Linked DNA regions of Homo sapiens: region 2 is linked to region 1. Evidence: read pairs that join two places in POLR2A ChIA-PET (ENCODE). Cell type or tissue: Caco-2. All regions are shown on one strand. Links, peaks and the distances in the headings refer to the core of each region. The heading gives the core; the rest is flanking DNA. Region 1 overlaps MINDY2 (MINDY lysine 48 deubiquitinase 2). Region 2 overlaps SLTM (SAFB like transcription modulator).

Region 1 (9,474 bases), core at 799-8,798:
AATATAATCATGAATACTTAGAAGCATAAAGATCCTCTGAAAAGTCGTAATAAAAATTAGGCCGGGCTCAGTGGCTCACACCTGTAATCTCAGTTCTTTGGGAGGTCAAGGTGGGCAGATCACTTGATGTCAGGGATTTGAGACCAGTCTGGACAACATGGTGCAACCAATCTCTACTAAAAAAAATAAGCCAGGAGTGGTGGTACCCGCCTGTAATCCCAACTACTTGGGAGGCTGAGGCAGGACAATCGCTTGAACCTGAGAGGTGGAGGTTGTGGTGAGCTGAGATTGTGCCACCGCACTCCAGTCTGGGCAACAGAGTGAGACTCCATCTCAAAAAAAAAAAAAAAAAAAAAATCCCTAAAAAGTAGCCCCACTAACAAAATAATAGAAGTATAGATATTTATGTCTGATTGCCTGTTTATTACAGACTGGCAATTTATTATTATAAGCCCCTAGTTGTAAACACCACTGAAGTGGAAAAGTATTCTATCTAGATGTTAAATTTTGTTTGCTGAAAGTATATCTTTTTTGTTTTTTTTGAGATGGAGTCTCGCTCTGTCACCCAGGCTGGAGTGCAGTGGCATGATCTTGGCTCACTACAACCTCCGCCTCCTGGATTCAAGCGATTCTCCTGTCTCAGCCTTCTGAGTAGCTGGCATTACGGGCACACACCACCATGCCCAGCTAGTTTTTGTATTTTTAGTAGAGATGGGGTTTCACCATGTTGGCCAGGCTGGTCTCGAACTCCTGACCTTAAGTGATCCACCTGCCTTGGCCTCCTAAAGTGCTGGGATTACAGGCGTGAACCACCACACCACACCTGGCCTGAAAGTATATCTTGAATTCTGTGGGATGAAATGTATTTATGCGATAGATGTTCCAAAGAGAAAGAGTTCACAGGAGTAGAAAGATGGAAAACACTGTGACGATTAAATATAATTTTTCCTTTTTTTTTTTTTTTTTTTTTTGAAAGAAGGTCTTACTCTGTCATCCAGGTTGGAGTGCAGTGGCATGATCACAGTTAACTGTAGCTTCGATCTCCTGGACTCAAATTATCCTCCCATCTCAGCCTCCCAAAGAGCTGGGACTATGGGCACACACCACCATGCCTGGCTAATTTTTTTAAAGTTTTTTGTACAGACAAGGTCTTACTTCATTGTCCATGCTGGTCTCTAACTACTGGGCTCAAGTGATCTTCCCACCTCTGCCTCTCAAAGTACTGCAATTACATGTGTAAGCCTGGCTGGTCATTAAATATGAATGCATAAGATGTCCCTCAAAATCAGGGTTTCTCAAAAGTGAAATGCTAGAAGGCAGTAGGAAGATATGGAAGATGTAATGTAGATTTAAAAATAGCCATAGTTTGTTTAAAAAAGGTTTCCTTTTTTTTTTTTTTTGGTGCCATCATGGCTCACTGTAGCCTCACCCTCCTGGGCTCAGGGCTCAAGTGATCCTCCCACCTCAGCCACCCTAGTAACTGGGACTATAGGTGCGTACCACCACACTGGCTAACTTTCAAAATTATTTGTTGAGATGGGGTCTTCCTATGTTGTCCAGGCTGGCTTTGAACTCTGGGCCTCAAGCGACTGTCCAGCCTTGGCCTCCCAAAGTGCTAGGATTACACACATGAGCCACCATGCCCAGCCTCTATTTTTAAAAATTATTATTTGTGTCCTTATTAAATCACACATTCTCTGGGGCTCAAGTTTATAAAGTGCTACAAACAACTCAGGAATTAGTAGGAGAGAATAATAATCTTAATGATGAACAGCCTTAATAGAACAAAGGCACAATCCTCTCTCTGCCTTATTCCCTTATTAAGCAAATGGACACCATGCTGGAAGAACCCCTTCCCTAAATTTTATTTAGCATTCATTTAGTATTTTAAAAGTATTCCTTTAGGGGTTCTATTCTACACCAACAGCCAAAGTGTTATAGATTCTGTTGTAAATCAGGTAATCTGTCACTGGGTCAGTGAAGAAGACGTGCTTTTGACCCTTATAAAGAATGCACTCATGTCTGGGTGTAGTGGTTCACACCTGTAATCCCAACACTCTGGGAGGTTGAGTTGGGCAGACTGCTTGAGCCCAGGAGCTCAAGACCAATTTGGGCAACACAGGGATATCCTGTCTCTAAAAAAAAAATTTTAAATTGGCCAGGTGTGATCGTGTACACCTGTAGTCCCAGTTGCTTGGGAGGCTGAGCCATGAGGATCGCTTGAACCCAGGAGGCAGAGGTTGCAGTGATCTGAGATTGCAGCAGCGCACTCAAGCCTGGGTGACAGAGCAAGACCCTGTTTCAGGGAAAAAAATAAAAAATAAAAAAAGCACTCACTGGGTACTCTGTCAGAAGTAAAGCAGTGTCTTATCTAAAGACTCAGGATTGGAAAGCTGGTACAATAGGAATATAGGAAATAGAACCAAGAATTGTAATGGGGCATAAATAATCATCCAAATGCCCATAGGATCCCTGAAGAACACAAGATTTGGATCATATCAAAATGGAGTTACTCTATCAAATGCAATGCATGGTCTTTGATTAGATCCTGGTTTGAACAAACCATCCATAGAACTATTCTGGGGACAAGTGGCAAATTTGAATATGGACTAGATTATTAGATACTGAGAATGATAGTAGCCACTGCACTCCATCCTGGGTGATGGAGTGAGACCCCACCCTGTCTCAAAAAAAAAAAAAAAGAATTATAGTTAATTTTGAGATGCAATAGGCCGGGTGCGGTCGCTCACGCCTGTAATCCCAGCACTTTGGGAGGCCGAGGCAGGCAGATCACGAGATCAGGAGATTGAGACCATCCTGGCTAACACAGCGAAACCCTGTCTCTACTAAAAATACAAAAAAATTAGCTGGGTGTGGTGGCGGGCGCCTGTAGTCCCAGCTACTCTGGAGGCTGAGGCAGGAGAATGGCATGAACCCGGGAGGCGGAGCTTGCAGCGAGCCGAGATTGTGCCATTGCACTCCAGCCTGGGTGACAGCAAGACCCCATCTCAAAAACAAAACAAAACAAAACAAAACAAAAAACCCAAGACTTTACAAGATCTAGTGCCTGGCTATCTATTTGGCCTTTCTTCATTCCTTTTACTTGCTATGTTTCAGGGACACTGACTTTCTTTTAATTCCTCAGGAGTCAAGCTGTTTCCTTCCTCAGGGCCTTTGCATACATGTTCTATCTGCTAAGTTAACTCTTTTTTGGCCAACTGATTAAACTAGAAGATTCACTTTTTAGGTATCATTTTATTTTTATTTAATGAATTAATTAATTACTGAGACAGAGTTTCGCTCTTGTCGCTTAGGCTGGAGTGCAATGGCACATTCTCAGTTCACTGCAACCTCCACCTCCCAGGTTCTGGCGATTCTCCTGCCTCAGCCTCCCAAGTAGCTGGAATTACAGGCACCCACCACCATGCCCAGCTAATTTTTGTATTTTTAGTAAAGACGGGGTTTCACCATGTTGGCCAGGCTGGTCTCAAACTCCTGACCTCAAGTGATTCACCCGCCTCGGCCTCCTAAAGTGCTGGGATTACAGGCGTGAGACACCGCACCCAGCCTCAGGTATCATTTTAAATGTGACCTTCTTAAATAAATCTTTCCTGACAATCCCTAAGTTATAAGTCCCAATAAAAGCAACTAACTTATAAATCCTGATAAAAACACTCACAGCTTGTGATATGTATCCTTAACAAACTGTATCTCAATAGAAATAAATTAATAATTATTTGTGTAATTATTTAATATCTGCCCCTTGTCAAACTACGAGGTCCTTAATAGGCAAAAACCATAGCTTCCTTGCTCATGGCTGTATTCCTACTACTAGTGAGCACCCAGACATGATACATGCTCAATAAATATTTGTTAAATAAATGAATAAATCCTAGACTTGAGAGGTCAGGTTAAGTAAGAAATAAAATGATTTAGCAGTATTCACCATGTATCAATAAATCTGATCCTTATGTCCTTTGGCCTTAGATTTCTGAGGAGTATGGATGACTCTGGGCCCACATCTGACATACATCTAGCTAAAATGTTGAAGTTATACAAATGAGCTGTTGCTATAACTAAGATAGGAATGGGAGAGCAACGGCTTTAAGGGTATTCTTACATAAGCAAACAAGTCATTATTTTATACTACTTTGTGTAATTCATTGACTAAAGTGTTGAAGAAAATATGAAGATGTAATTCACGACTTTAATAAGCCACTTTCATTTAGAAAAAAATGACATATTTACATGGAAAGAAAACTGGTAATTAGGTATTAACCAATAAGGGCTAAAAAAAGATGATGTAGCCAATAACAGCTAGATGATGGTTAGAGAATTGTACTCTGCCTTAGCTGCACATTAAAATAACCTGAAAAGCACTCAAAATTAATGATGCTCAGATCCCACCTCCGGAGATTCTCATTTAATGGAGTTGGTGGTAGGTTCTGAGGATTGGCAGTTTTAAAAAAGCCTCCCATACAGTTTTAGCATACAATTTGGGTTGAGAACCACTGGTTTGAGGAGAGTAGAAGTAGCTTTACTAAAGAGTTAGTATTTAAAAGCTTCTTAAAGGATGGGTAAAATTGGGACAGGCAAAAAGGAATGAGAAGACCTTTCCAAACAGGGATTAAGGAGTGAGATATTGTGGGGAAAAGAGAGAGAGATCAGATTGTTACTGTGTCTGTGCAGAAAGTAGACATAGGAGACTCCCATTTTGTTCTGTATTAAGAAAAATTCTTCTGCCTTGAGATGCTGTTAATCTGTAACCCTACCCCCAACCCTGTGCTCCCTGAAACGTGTGCTGTGTCAACTAAGGGTTAAATGGATTAAGGGCTGTGCAGGGTGTGCTTTGTTAAACAAATGCTTGAAGGCAGCATGCTAGTTAAGAGTCATCACCACTCCCTAATCTCAAGTACCCAGAGACACAAAACACTGCGGAAGGCTGCAGGGACCTCTGCCTAGGAAAGCCAGGTATTGTCCAAAGTTTCTCCCCATGTGATAGTCTGAAATATGGCCTCGTGGGAAGGGAAAGACCTGACCGTCCGGCAGCCCGACACCCATAAAGGGTCTGTGCTGAGGAAGATTAGTAAAAGAGGAAGGAACGCCTCTTTGCAGTTGAGATAAGAGGAAGGCTTCTGTCTCCTGCTTGTCCCTGAGCAATGGAATGTCTTGGTGTAAAGCCCGATTGTATACTCCATCTACTGAGACAGGGGAAAACCGCCTTAGGGCTGAAGATGGGACATGCTGGCAGCAATACTGCTCCTTAAGGCATTGCGATGTTTATGTATATGCACATCAACAGCACAGCACTTTTTTCTTTACCTTGTTTATGATGCAGAGACATTTGTTCACGTGTTTACCTTCTGACCTTCTCTGCACTATTATCCTATTATCCTGCCACACCCAATAATGATCAATAAATACTAAGGGAACTCAGAGGCCGGTGCCGGCGTGGATCCTCCGCATGCTGAACGCTGGTCCCCTGGGCCCCCTTTTTTCTTTCTCTATACTTTGTCTCTGTGTCTCTGTCTTTTCCAAGTCTCTTGTTCCACCTAATGAGAAACACCCACAGGTGTGGAGGGGCAACCCACTCCTTCAAGATATGGCAGTAAAGTGCAGAAATTAGAAGGTATAGTGTGTGTATGGGATGGAGAGTTATCAGTGAATAGACACCATTTTGGCTGAAGTAAAGTGTTGGCAAATAGAACATATCTTGTATTTTTATCCCCACGCATGAAGTGCTACTGAACATTTTCGGTATATTACTGATGGGATCAGAACAGTATTCTACTGTACTACTGAAGAAATCTATGTATAAGTTGACAAACTTCTGAACTAAGTGACAGCTGTAACAACAAAAAGAATGGCTATAAGAGATAAAAAGAGTAAAACAGTAAATGTTTTTGACAGAGCCATAAATGGCACTACAGGAAGAATTTAAAGCCACACATTATTAAAGAATTTAATGTTTGGTCACATTAAAGTCATTAAAGTTTAATAATAGCAAACAGTATCATAAAGGCAAATCATCTAAATAAATAAATAAATTTATTTCTTCTAAATTCCTTTAGCACTGAAATATAAACTTCCATGATTAGATGTCATCCTAGTTCTGGCCGCACACGGTGGCTCAAGCCTGTAATCCCAGCACTTTGGGAGGCTGAGGCGGGCTATCATCTGAGGTCGGGAGTTTGAGACCAGCCTGACCAACATGGAGAAACCCTGTCTCTACTAAAAACACAAAATTAGCCAGGTGTGGTGGCGCATACCTATAATCCCAGCTACTCGGGAGGCTGAGGCAGTAGAATTGCTTGAACCTGAGGCGGAGGTTGCGGTGAACTGAAATCACGCCATTGTACTCCAGCCTGGGCAACAAGAGTGAAACTCTGTCTCAAGAAAGAAAAAAAAAAAAGTCTGGGCATGGTGGCTCACGCCTGTAATCCCAGCACTTTGGGAGGCTGAGGCGGGCGATCACCTGAGGTCAGGAGTTTGACACCAGCCTGACCAACATGGAGAAACCCCATCTCTCCTAAAAATACACAAAAATTAGCCAGGCATGGTGGTGCATGCCTGTAATCCCAGCTACTCGGGAAGCTGAGGTAGGAGAAGCGCCTGAACCTGGGAGGCAGAGGTTGCAGTGAGCCGAGATCACGCCATTGCACTCCAGCCTGGGCAACAAGAGCGAAATTCCATTTCAAAAAAAAAAAAAAAGAAGTCATCCTAGTTCTATCTCTAGGGTTTATCTTTTTTTTCTCTCAGAAAGAAAATAATAAAATACTTCTTACTGCAAAGATCTGTGAAAAAGAAGTTGAGAATTAAAAAACAAAAAGTGATTTGAGGTAATGCTTCAATTGTTAATCCATCCCATCCTTAAGAAGTACTGTATTTAATAATTACCTTCATAATTTGATGGTTAAGAAATATTACGCTAAAATCTTTTATTTATAAGCAGATCAAAAGACAACTCTAAATCAAGCTCCTTTGATTTAGAATCACGATTAAATAGCTATTTCTATATCATACCTTGTATTTGGTCATGGTGCTAAAATGATTATTCCGAAAGAACACACAAAGTTCTCCTTCCTGAACCGTTGAAGTTAGTTCACATAATCCATGGTATGTCAGTTGAGTGGCTGTGTTATTTAGAAACTGCTCAGCTACAAAGCCTATAGAACCAATGCATAACATTAGATAGAAGAATAATTTCAAAATCAAAAAGTTATTCTTTTTCTATTTAAAGTGTGTTCCAAGTATGGAAAAAGGCCAATAATTATAATACTTTCCCTACTACTTTATGATGGCTCCAAACTGGACATTTGTGTTTTTAATTTTGCAATGAAATATGTGTATACAGACATTCCTATCCTAAATAGTTATGTGAAATTCTTTTTTATAAACAAATGCATTTACTTATACTTCACCTACTATTACAAAGGATTTCATGCAGGTTGCAGTAAAAAAGCAGACACAATAAAACTAAAAGCCATGAAAGCAAGTAAAAAGACAGGTGTCAGGCAATTTTAAAAATGGGTGGGAAAGAAAAATGTCAGTCAACAGCTACCTCCCAATAGCAAGGTGTTTTCAAATTAAAAGTAGCCCTAATAAATTGAGTAGCTTAAGATTTCACAAAAATCCTAGATAATTCTTAAGTTGTAAACTTCTCAATTCTTGCTTTAAAACTAAAAGTAGGCATAAGGCTGAACAGAAAGCCGTGGGATAAATGATGCCATTTTTAATGGTTTTTTATGCCATTTTTATGCTAATCTCCTCCAACATATGCCACTCATGTAGATGTATCAAGTTCGGAAATAGATATTATGGCTTTTGTTTTTGAAATACAATAAAATATACAGAAGTGATCCGGGGTATAATTTAAAACATATATATATATATATATACACACACACACACACACACACACACAACTGATCTTCATATACACAATCGATCCTCATTGCAAGTTCATATCTACAAGTTCATCTAACTGGCTAAAATTTATTTAGATCCCCCAAATCAATACTTGCAGCATTTTCATGCTTGTTTGTGGACATGTGAAGACTGGTGAAAATTCTGAGTGGCCCAATGTGCACATTCCCAGCTGAGGTCAAACAAGGCAACATTCTGCCTTCTTGCTTCAGCTCTCTCGCATACTGTAAACAAGTGTCCCTTTCATGGTCTATTTAGTGCCATGTTTTTCACATTTTTATGCTTTCTGTTGGTGATTTTGCTGTTTCAAACAGCATCCAAGCATAATGCCAAAGTGCTGGCTAGCATTCAGTAGACAAAGGCTGTGATGTGCCTTATAGAGAAAATACATGTGCTAGATAGGTTTCGTTCAGGCATGAGTTATACAGGTTGAGTATCACTTATCTAAAATGCTTGAGATCAGAAGGGTTTTGGGTGTGGATTCTTTTGGATTTTGGAATGTCTGCATTATACTGATCAGCTGAGCATCCCTAATCTGAAAATGAGAAATCTGAAATCCTCCAATGAGCATTTCCTGTGAGCGTCATGTTGGTGTTTAGATTTTGGAGCATTTTGGATTTTGGATTTTCAGATTAGGGATATTCTATCTGTAGTGCTGTTGGCTGTGAGTTTAACGCTAGTGAATCAACAGTATATATTAAATAAGGTGTGTTTAACAGAAACACACATAAAACAAGTTTATGTACTGATCAGCTGATGAAAATGTTACCAAATGCTCCTTAAAAACTCACTCATATTTATCCTAGGGACAGTGGTTCAGCATTCACTAATTCAGTGTTCACAGTAACTTTATAGAACATAGCTACCATGAATAATGAGAATCAACTGTATACATATTTTTTAAACTTGTATTTCTCTTCTTCTTTCCCTCCTTCCTTTTGGAGTAAGTAGAGATGTCTCGGAAGCAATGGGGGAGGAGGGAAGGGAATGCCCTAAAAAGTTTCATAAGTGATCTGAGAGATATAGATACAGGGACTAAAGATAAATCTGTGGTATGAAACTAACACTTCAACAATAAATTGAAAAGAAAACTTGGTAGTGCCAGAAGCAGATAACATAGGTTTATTCCACTCCCTCGACATCCCTTAGTGTCAAACCATAGTACTTCAAGCTACAAAGTGGTTGTAAAAACTTACCACACTATAATTATCACACTATTGCAAGGACTTTGTTATGATAGAAGTACAAAAACTATAAAGAGGTCTACAGCCAAAAGAAATTCATTGAATACTTGCAACTTCTTGGGTATGCCTGTGCTGAAAAGTACCACTGCCGTCTGTAATATCTGTATTACTAAATGTTCCCTTCAGAAAGATGTTTTTAAAAGCCCCTTCCATACCTTACTCACCCAATATCCTCTCCACAGATCCCTTTCAAAAAGACACAGAAATTCAGTGGAGATATAGCACATTACTTTCATGTTAGTGTGAAATCCAAAAATTCAACATTAGAAAGGTCTTTCTCAGCTACTTCTTTTTACAGAATAGG
Region 2 (9,474 bases), core at 848-8,847, 54 kb before region 1:
GGGACTCAGACCCAAGTCTTCTGACTCCAAGTCCAATGCTCTTTCCTCAACACCAAAGCTGCTGCCATAAAAAACATGACTTCAAAGGAAAAATTTGAGATAAGATAGTTTCAAAGTAGCTACAGTGTTCAAATACTGTAATCTGAAATTTTAACAAATTTAGCAAAAATTTATTGTTTGCATTAGTGCCTAAGAGAAGGAAGATTTGCCCTGTGAGCCTAATGGTATTCGGATTATATCCCAAAGCAAGCATTCTCTTTAAAACAAACGGAAAATATAAACAAAGCAAGATGTTTCCATTTTTAGTGGCCATATCTCAACAGTTCACGAGTGTCAGTTTACTTTTGTATATCAATTTTTGGATGCCACTTAAAATAGTCTTGTGGGTGTGTTTTATAGTATATTATTTCAAATGTTAAGCTGTCTTGTCCAGGGGTTACTTATCATGGGATTTCATCCATTCATTGACGACAGCGTTAGGAACTACCAGAGATACTTTTAGCAACTTAGATTATTCTGTACAATAATTGACACACAACTTTACTAAAAGGAAGTAATCCTTGTAGCACATAGAACCCATTTTCTCTTTTTTAAGATGAAGTCCAAATGTGCCTAGCTTCCTGTGTATTTAGTTGACAACAGATTGAGAGGAGAGTGGGATTGAGGAGCAACTAGACCAGTGATTCTCAAACCCTATGTGACCAAATTCCCTTTTATATTAAAAAAAGTTGCAATGCCTTTACTCTCCTGAAATGAAATTGATGTATAACATACTTAAGCTATACTAACAATTTCAAAAAAAGAAAAAAATGTAATGGCTTAACTATAATATAAAGGAGAAATAAAAGTAATTTATAATAAAAATATGTATTCCAGATATGAAGGTTTAGGCATGACTTAATGAAGTAGTCAGATGTTTGCATCCCTATTTAGACTCACTGAGAATGGGACAGCTTCAAATACAGACTGACGTTGTATGTCATTTAATATGTTGTATTGGTTAGTAAATACCAGAAGTAGTGTTGACATTATGACATGATTTCTGAAATGGTGAGCAACTCTTGGTAAAAGTCGCAAGAAAGTATAATTTTCCTTCTATTTATATGGAGTTGCATTATTGGAAATTCTAGATTATAGAAATAATATCAAAGCAAACAGTATTTATTAAAAATGGGGTTGAGTTCTAGACTGACATATTATTTTTGCTTAAGGTGTTTGGTTGTTTTTAATGGTGTGCATGTCCGTTGTGGCATCTGAAAGGTATGAGAGGTGTTGGATGGTTCTTGTTGTGTACGACTATCCTCACTATTCCATGCATCAATAAGATACTTAGATACCTTCATCCTCATACACTAAACACTAGTATCTGCCCCATGGTCATTGTGATAATTAAAAATATCCCATTGATTTCTGTAGAAATAGTACTGACCCATTGAGAACCACTGGGTTACTAGAGAAAGACATGCTGATGACAGAAAAGGATGCTGACTACCTTACAGTAAGAAAATAACATTAAAAGTCTAATACAATAACAATTCAGTTCAGTGAACAATTGAACTACCTCTGACTCAGAAAAGCATGTTACCTGGAGCCATCTATTATAGGATAGTAAACATTCCAAAATAGCCCTTAAGGACACCATTTTGTTATATGTAGTATTTGCTATTATTGATGTTCATTGTTATGATCCCAAATCATCAAAGTATGTACTTGTTTAAGGAGATACAATAGAATATATAATAGGGATTAGAGCTTTTTCCATCAAAAACAAGTGTTGGAAGTTGTAGTTTTGTAAATTTACATATGCAGATTACATCCTTCTAAAATGTCAATTAATTAATGGACTATTATAGTAATTTTTATTTAAACAGGAATCATCTAAGAGGCAACTACTCTATATTATAAAATTTAGCTGCTCAGTTGACAGTCTTATTTATAGATAAGTGAAAATATTGGGATCTGTTTAAAGTTTTACTTTGAATTCTCTTTCCAATTACATTAAAACTACTTAGATTGAGTTGAAATTTAAAATTGCCAACCTCAAGGAAAAATTCAAATTCAAAGCTATTCTCTTTCACACAGTGCTAGCATAATTTAAGTATTTCTAAATACTGATTTTTGGTAGACGAAGAGAGATTGCAGAGAGAGAGCGTCGAGAGCGAGAACGCATTAGAATAATTCGTGAACGGGAAGAACGGGAACGCTTACAGAGAGAGAGAGAGCGCCTAGAAATTGAAAGGCAAAAACTAGAGAGAGAGAGAATGGAACGCGAACGCTTGGAAAGGGAACGCATTCGTATTGAACAGGTGCAGTCAGAAAATCTTTTCATCTTAAATAACTCACCTTTTTCAGACTCTGTGATTTTAGCCCTAAAACTTGCTTTACTTGTTGTAAAGCGTCTATAGAATGAGTTTAGCTAAGGAGCTTTTAAGTGTCCCTGAAAGATAACAGTGAATTAGGTACTAGTTAAAAATAGAATTAGTAGTGACTTTGTTCTAGATAACTGGTAATAATTCTAGCTCTGCAATATCATGGCAGCCTAATAGTCTGAGCATAGGACTATGAGTCCAGAGTAGTTGTAATCCAGGCTCTGTCACTATCCCAGTCTTAGAAAATAATAACGATTTCCTTACATATTATAGTGGGAATGATTTCCCAAGGCTGGAAGGAAATAATGCCTCTCTTTGCAGAATTGCACCTCAGGGTTTTAAGGCACTTAGTCTCCATGCATATTAAGAATGCTATTTCTAATTCCCTTTAGGTGCTTTTGTTTTAGTCGAATGATTAAACTAAACTTGACCTTCCCAAATACTTGCCAACTTTTACCACCCAGTCCTTGTTATTTTTAATGTTGCAGAACAATAGCTACAGCCTAGATTATTGAAATCAAATTTAGGTGTCATAGGTTTGTGTTTTGCCTGGTCTTTGCTTATGATGGTTTCTTAGCAACAGGATTAAAACAAGGTTGCATGTATACTTATCTTATGTTTTCATTTTGCCTTGGTTGGTTCTTCATTCTGTGTTGTCTGAAGGAACGTCGTAAGGAAGCTGAACGGATTGCTCGAGAAAGAGAGGAACTCAGAAGGCAACAACAGCAGCTTCGTTATGAACAAGAAAAAAGGAATTCCTTGAAACGCCCACGTGATGTAGATCATAGGTAGTTACTCATTTTATTCCTTAACAGTTAACCTTGCTGTTTTATTCCCTTTAGGCTAAGACTAGAGAATTAGAAAGTACAGGCTCCCATCACTGGAATAAAAGTCATGATCAACAGGGATGGGAAGGATTACAGTACTGGGGTAGACCCAGTGCACTAGCAAGTGGGAACAGTCTGTGTTTCTTTCCCTGTCTACCTTTCTGATGCCAAATGTTTTTCATTATGACTGGAAATACATTGTCATAGTAGGCTTCAATAATAATTAAACAGATTTTGAACATTCTTAAAAAGGTAGTGCAGGTAGTATAGAAATGGAAGTCATAAACTTGAGATTGAAAGATAGATTCTATTGTGTGTTTGGATTCATACTTCATATAGATTTAAAAACATAAGTATGCCCATTTAATCTTCTTAACATAAATTCTATGAAACTGAGTTGATTGTGTAGAGAAATAGGTGGAATGAATGAACTGTGCTTCTGACTTACCACTCTAACGTTTCCAAAGTTAAGGATAACTGAAGAGGTTGTGTGAACTGGTTAGAATTTTATTATAAAGTGGTTTCAGGTATTTTATTTGTCTTTTCCATTTAATGGTATCATTTCTCCTGAATGCTAAATGTCTTTTCCATTTAATGGAAAAGACAGGCAGTTTTTCAACTATTTTCTCTCCTGTTAAATTCCTCTCACACTATTTGACTTTATGTAATTCAACAATTAAGTCTTTGCTAGTTTGTACTCCTGATGTGTTATGTCTTGAGTTTACTAGCCCTGTTATGTCCACAGTTCTAACATGTGGTATGTATGACTCCAAGTAAATGTCGTTTGATTACTGTAGAACTAATTTATGTAAATAAGCAAATATTTCTCTTCAAGGCGAGATGATCCTTACTGGAGCGAGAATAAAAAGTTGTCTCTAGATACAGATGCACGATTTGGCCATGGATCCGACTACTCTCGCCAACAGAACAGATTTAATGACTTTGATCACCGAGAGAGGGGCAGGTTTCCTGAGAGTTCAGCAGTACAGTCTTCATCTTTTGAAAGGTAGATATGTTGAAAATTGTTATATTTATTTTATGAGCCTTGCTAGTGATAACTCTGTTTCTCCTAAAATCTTAACTGGAAGTACCAGGTCAGAACTGAATGCTCAGAACAATTTACGTGGTTTTTGTTTCTGTTAATGGGAATGTGATTCAGTATTCCAAATTAATTAACTAGAACACCATTAAGCAGGTTGGCTTTATCTTCTTATCTTTATTCTATTTTAATTTTTTTTGAGACAGGGTCTCATTCTGATTCCCAGGCTAGAACGCAGTGGTGCAATCTTGGCATACTGTACCTCTGCCTCGTGGGTTCAAACGATTCTTGTGCCTCAGCCACCCAAGTAGCTGAGATTATAGACATGCACCACCACCATGCCCGGCTAATTTTTGTATTTGTAGTAGAGACGGGGTTTTGCCATGTTGGCCAGGCTGGTCTAGCACTTCTGACCTGAAGTGATCCACCCACCTCAGCCTTCCAAAGTGCTGAGATTACAGGCCTGAGCCACCACTCCCCGCCTCTTCTTATCTTTAAAACTGTGGAAGCACTGATTGCTTTGGATATGCCTCAACTGTTAAGAACAGTAAAACATTCTTCAGCTTGGTAGTGACTTTTGAGTGTTCGGTATCATTTCTCCTGAATGCTAAAAAACCAACCTTTAGGCTAGACACTTAGTTCAGTTTAAAAGAAAATGAGTTGTAATAATCAATAACTAGCTTTTTTCCATGGCTTTGCCTTAAGTTCATTTTTTGGTTTCATTATTGTAGGTTATGCAGACAAAGTTAAGAAGAATTAAGCACTCAAGTAAGCACTTCTTGGACCTATATTCTTTGTTTCTAATCAATAGGCGGGATCGCTTTGTTGGTCAAAGTGAGGGGAAAAAAGCACGACCTACTGCACGAAGGGAAGATCCAAGCTTCGAAAGATATCCCAAAAATTTCAGTGACTCCAGAAGAAATGAGCCTCCACCACCAAGAAATGAACTTAGAGAATCAGACAGGCGAGAAGTACGAGGGGAGCGAGACGAAAGGAGAACGGTGATTATTCATGACAGGCCTGATATCACTCATCCTAGACATCCTCGAGAGGCAGGGCCCAATCCTTCCAGACCCACCAGCTGGAAAAGTGAAGGAAGCATGTCCACTGACAAACGGGAAACAAGGTAGCTGTGTACTATGTAATGCTTTCCTAGTGGTCTCATGCATTGGGGTTAAAAAAAGTTAAGATTACAGTTTTGATCATGTATGTTTTTATGTTTTGTTTAACAGAGTTGAAAGGCCAGAACGATCTGGGAGAGAAGTATCAGGGCACAGTGTGAGAGGCGCTCCCCCTGGGAATCGTAGCAGCGCTTCGGGGTACGGGAGCAGAGAGGGAGACAGAGGAGTCATCACAGACCGAGGAGGTGGATCACAGGTAAGTGCTGCGGGAGGCTTGCCGCGAGCCTGCACACATACATTTAGAGGATTCATGAGCTACTCTGGATATACAGTAGCATTTTGATGTGGCTTAGATTAGCTAGATTGGAATGATTCAGAGGCATTAATTTTTTATTTAAATTTTTAAAATCTGAATTTTTCTCATACTTTACTGTCAGTAGTTGACCATCAGTAGTCCAAAGAGTTAAGGTACTAGCCTTGAAATACTCCATTTCGATTAAACTTCCCAGTGAAATTTAAGAATTGTTAATTTGGTAAGTGAGCCTATCTAATGATAACTTTGGTTTTATTTCTTTTTAAGAAATTGAGGCTTTCAAACTGCATCTGAAATCTTTGGCCCCTACTTGTGTTTCCTTTTCAATAAAATATTCTTGGCCGGGCATGGTGGCTCATGCCAACACTTTGGGAGGTAATCCCAACACTGTGGGAGGCCGAGGTGGGCAGATCGCCTGAGCTCAGGAATTTCAGACTAGCCTGGGCAACATGGTGAAACCCCATCTCTACTAAAAATACAAAAATTAGCCGGGCGTGGTGGTGGGCGCCTGTAATCCCAGCTACTCTGGAGGCTGAAGCAGGAGAATCACTTGAGCCCAAGAGTTGGAGGTTGCAGTGAGCCAAGATGGTGCCACTGCACTCCAGCCTGGGCTACAGAGCCAGACCCTGTCTGGAAAAAAAAAAAAAAAATACACACACACACACACACACACACACACACACACACACACACACACACTCTTCTTTTTCTCCTGCTTCATTTAAGTAGCTTAAAGTGTAAAATTGAAATAGAACTTTTGTCTATTTTTTGTCTTCTTATCCTAAAGGTAGATGAGTGTAATGTTACATATTTTTAAATTTTTACTCTTGTGACACTTTATTGACTTGAATATTTTGTAAGTTAATGAGCTGGACAGAGGAAAGTGTCTTTATCTTTTAGAGACCGAAATGAACAAAAACCTTTTGCCTCATTTAAAAGTATTCTTCTACTGATGAAATACTGGCGTGTGGGTTGATAGTAGCACAGTTAGGACATACTTTCATAAATTATATACCAAAAAGAATTGTGCAGTGTGTGTGTCTCCATTATATGCTGGTGTTTGTTTTGTATTTTAATACAGTGTGTGTGTGTGTGTTGTTGTTTTTTTTGTTTTGTTTTGTTTGTTTGTTTTTTGAGATGGAGTCTTACTCTGTCAAACAGGCTGACATGCCGTGGTGCGATCTCGGCTCACGGCAACCTCCGCCTCCCAGGTTCAAGCGATTTTCCTTCCTCAGCCTCCCGATTAGCTGGGACTACAGATGTGCGCCACCACGCCTGGCTAATTTTTGTATTTTTAGTAGAGGCGGGGTTTCACCATGTTGGTCAGGCTGGTTTCAAACTTCCGACCATCCACCTCTGTCTCCCAAAGTGCTGGAATTACAAGCATGAACCATGACGCCCACCTCCTAAAAAGAATTTTTAAGACTGAGTCTATAATCCAAATAAGTCTGCCTTGTTTATAGTAAAATTTAAGTATCAAAGACTAGCCCTCCGCATTCAGAGGTCCTTTTAGAAAATGTGTCCTGAGGAGGAGATCTTGTATCCTCCCTTGAAAATTTTCTTTTTCATAATGTTAGTCTGTAAATTGTTCTGCCAGTATTATATCTAAGCCTCTCTGTGGGTACCTTCTGCTTTCTTTCCTGTAAGCTAAGTATCACAATGCTTGCTTTCTCTTTCCATAGATCTCTAGTTCTACAGTTTCTGTTTCTTTGTGTTTGCTACTCTGTTTTCCATAGTTATGGATGTAGCACCTTGTAAGTGCCATAGCACTAAGTAGTACAATGTAAAATAAGTTCACAACTCCTGTTTGCTGTGCTGTCTGCATGTTGTCCTGATAGGCTGATCATAGGCCCTGCCGTGCCTTGTCTTAAGGTTTTGATCTCTGGCTGTGCCTTCTTACAGTCAATATAAGATCCAAGTATTTGAAATAATCAAGGGTCAAAAAGCCCTTGGGTGCTAGAAAATACAGAAATACAAATTAATGGCCAGGCCTGGTGGCTCGTGGCTGTAAACCTAGCACTTTTGGAGGCCAAGGCGGGAGGATTACTTGAGGCCAAGGGTTCGAGACGAGCTTGGACAATATAGTGAGACCCCCATCTCCATAGGAAAATTAAAATTAAAGATGGGCATGGTGGTGTGCACCCTGTAGTCCCAGCTAGGCAGGAGGCTGAAGCAGGAGAATTGCTTGAGCCCCAGGAGTTCAAAGTTGCAGTGAGTTACGGTAGCAACACTGTACTCCAACCTGGGCAACAGTGTGATCATGTCTCCAAAAAAAAAAATTATTTTTTAAAAAAAGGAATTGGCCAGGTGTGGTGGCTCACACCTGTAATCCCAGCACTTTGGGAGGCCTAGGCGGGCGGATCATGAAGTCAAGAGATCAAGACCATCCTGGCCAACATGGTGAAACCCCGTCTCCACTAAAAATACAAAAATTAGCTGGGCGTGCTGGTGCATACCTGTAGTCCCAGCTACTTGGGAGGCCGAGGCAGGAGAATCGCTTGAATCCGGGGGGCGGAGGTTGCAGTGAGCCGAGATCGCGCCACTGCATTCCAGCCTGGCAACAGAGCGAGACTCTGTCTCAAAAAACAAAACAACAACAACAAAAGTATTAAATCATTTCCTCCATACCCTTCCCTGAGACCTGAGTAGCTTCTCACTACAAAATAGATATAAACTCTTTTCATATGCTGCTGCACTACTCATCCTTTTATCTTCTCAGACATCTTATTAATTTGCTTCTGACATTAAAAGCACACCAATATAAGTTGGTATGAGACCAAGACTGAGGGTATTGTGACTTCTCCTTTTTTTTTTTTTTGAGATGGGGTTTCACTCTTGTTGCCCAAGCTGGAGTGCAATGGCGCAATCTCAGCTCACTGCAACCTCTGCCTCCCGGGTTCAAGTGATTCTCCTGCCCCAGCCTCCTGAGTAGCTGGGATTATAGGTGTGGGGTACCATGCCTGACTAATTTTTTGTATTTTTAGTAGAAACGGGGTTGCACCATGTTAGCCAGGCTGGTCTCGAACTCCTGACCTCAGGTGATCCGCCTGCCTCAGCCTCCCAAAGTGCTGAGATTATAGGTATGAGCCACTGCGCCCGGCCAAGTGACTTTTCATATGCTATTCTTTTAGCACTATCCTGAGGAGCGACATGTGGTTGAACGCCATGGACGGGACACAAGCGGACCAAGGAAAGAGTGGCATGGTCCACCCTCTCAAGGGCCTAGCTATCATGATACGAGGCGAATGGGTGACGGCCGGGCAGGAGCAGGCATGATAACCCAACATTCAAGGTAAATAACTAACCAGTTTTTCTGCCAGCACACAACCAACACTTTATCCTTTCCATAAAAGTCATTATAGTTTCTGAGAGACTGAATTGCAACTACTGAAAACCCTAGATCTGCCTGAACATTTCCCTGTATCAACCCGTAGTCTCCAAAAGAGTGTTTGCAGAACAGCTGATATTAATGTGTTAGTTTGTATTCTTCCTTTTAAATGAATTCAGTGACGTTCTGGCAAGTTGATATAGATATGGGTATGTACGTATGGCAGGATCCAGTAAACAATGAATTCTTTTGTTTTGTTTTGTTTTTTGTTTTTTGAGATGGAGTCTCACTCTGTCGCCCATGCTGGACTGCAGTGGCGAGGTCTTGGCTCACTGCAACCTCCGCCTCCTGGGTTCAAGCAATTCTCTCATCTCAGCCTCCCAAGTAGCTGGGATTACAGGCATGTGCCACCATGCCCAGCTAATTTTTATATTTTTAGTAGAGACAGGGTTTCACCATGTTGCCCAGGCAGGTCTC

What was found. ChIA-PET counts read pairs that join two places held together with the same protein. Peaks named below come from ENCODE experiments on the same cell type or tissue, not always from the same donor. Only the 100,000 strongest peaks of a DNase experiment are listed, where the experiment ranks them.
Region 2: POLR2A ChIA-PET joins it to region 1 with 5 read pairs; 5 of 35 experiments call an interaction of 5 or more read pairs at or near these places.

What each region holds. Positions count from the first base shown.
Region 1 is chr15:58,829,466-58,838,939 of GRCh38, reverse strand. It overlaps MINDY2 (MINDY lysine 48 deubiquitinase 2), which reads right to left. Exons shown (of 9, transcript NM_001040450.3): 6 at 7,024-7,166. Among named protein-coding and RNA genes, the nearest start is that of MINDY2, 63 kb to the right of the region's middle. RefSeq lists an enhancer at 4,613-5,380. In Caco-2, for the core only: no CTCF peak of the experiment used is centred there; a DNase peak (open chromatin) is centred at 5,029; H3K4me3 peaks cover 162 bases.
Region 2 is chr15:58,883,113-58,892,586 of GRCh38, reverse strand. It overlaps SLTM (SAFB like transcription modulator), which reads left to right. Exons shown (of 21, transcript NM_024755.4): 15 at 2,126-2,306; 16 at 3,033-3,157; 17 at 4,032-4,202; 18 at 5,047-5,361; 19 at 5,468-5,612; 20 at 8,801-8,961. Among named protein-coding and RNA genes, the nearest start is that of SLTM, 46 kb to the left of the region's middle. In Caco-2, for the core only: no CTCF peak of the experiment used is centred there; no DNase peak of the experiment used is centred there.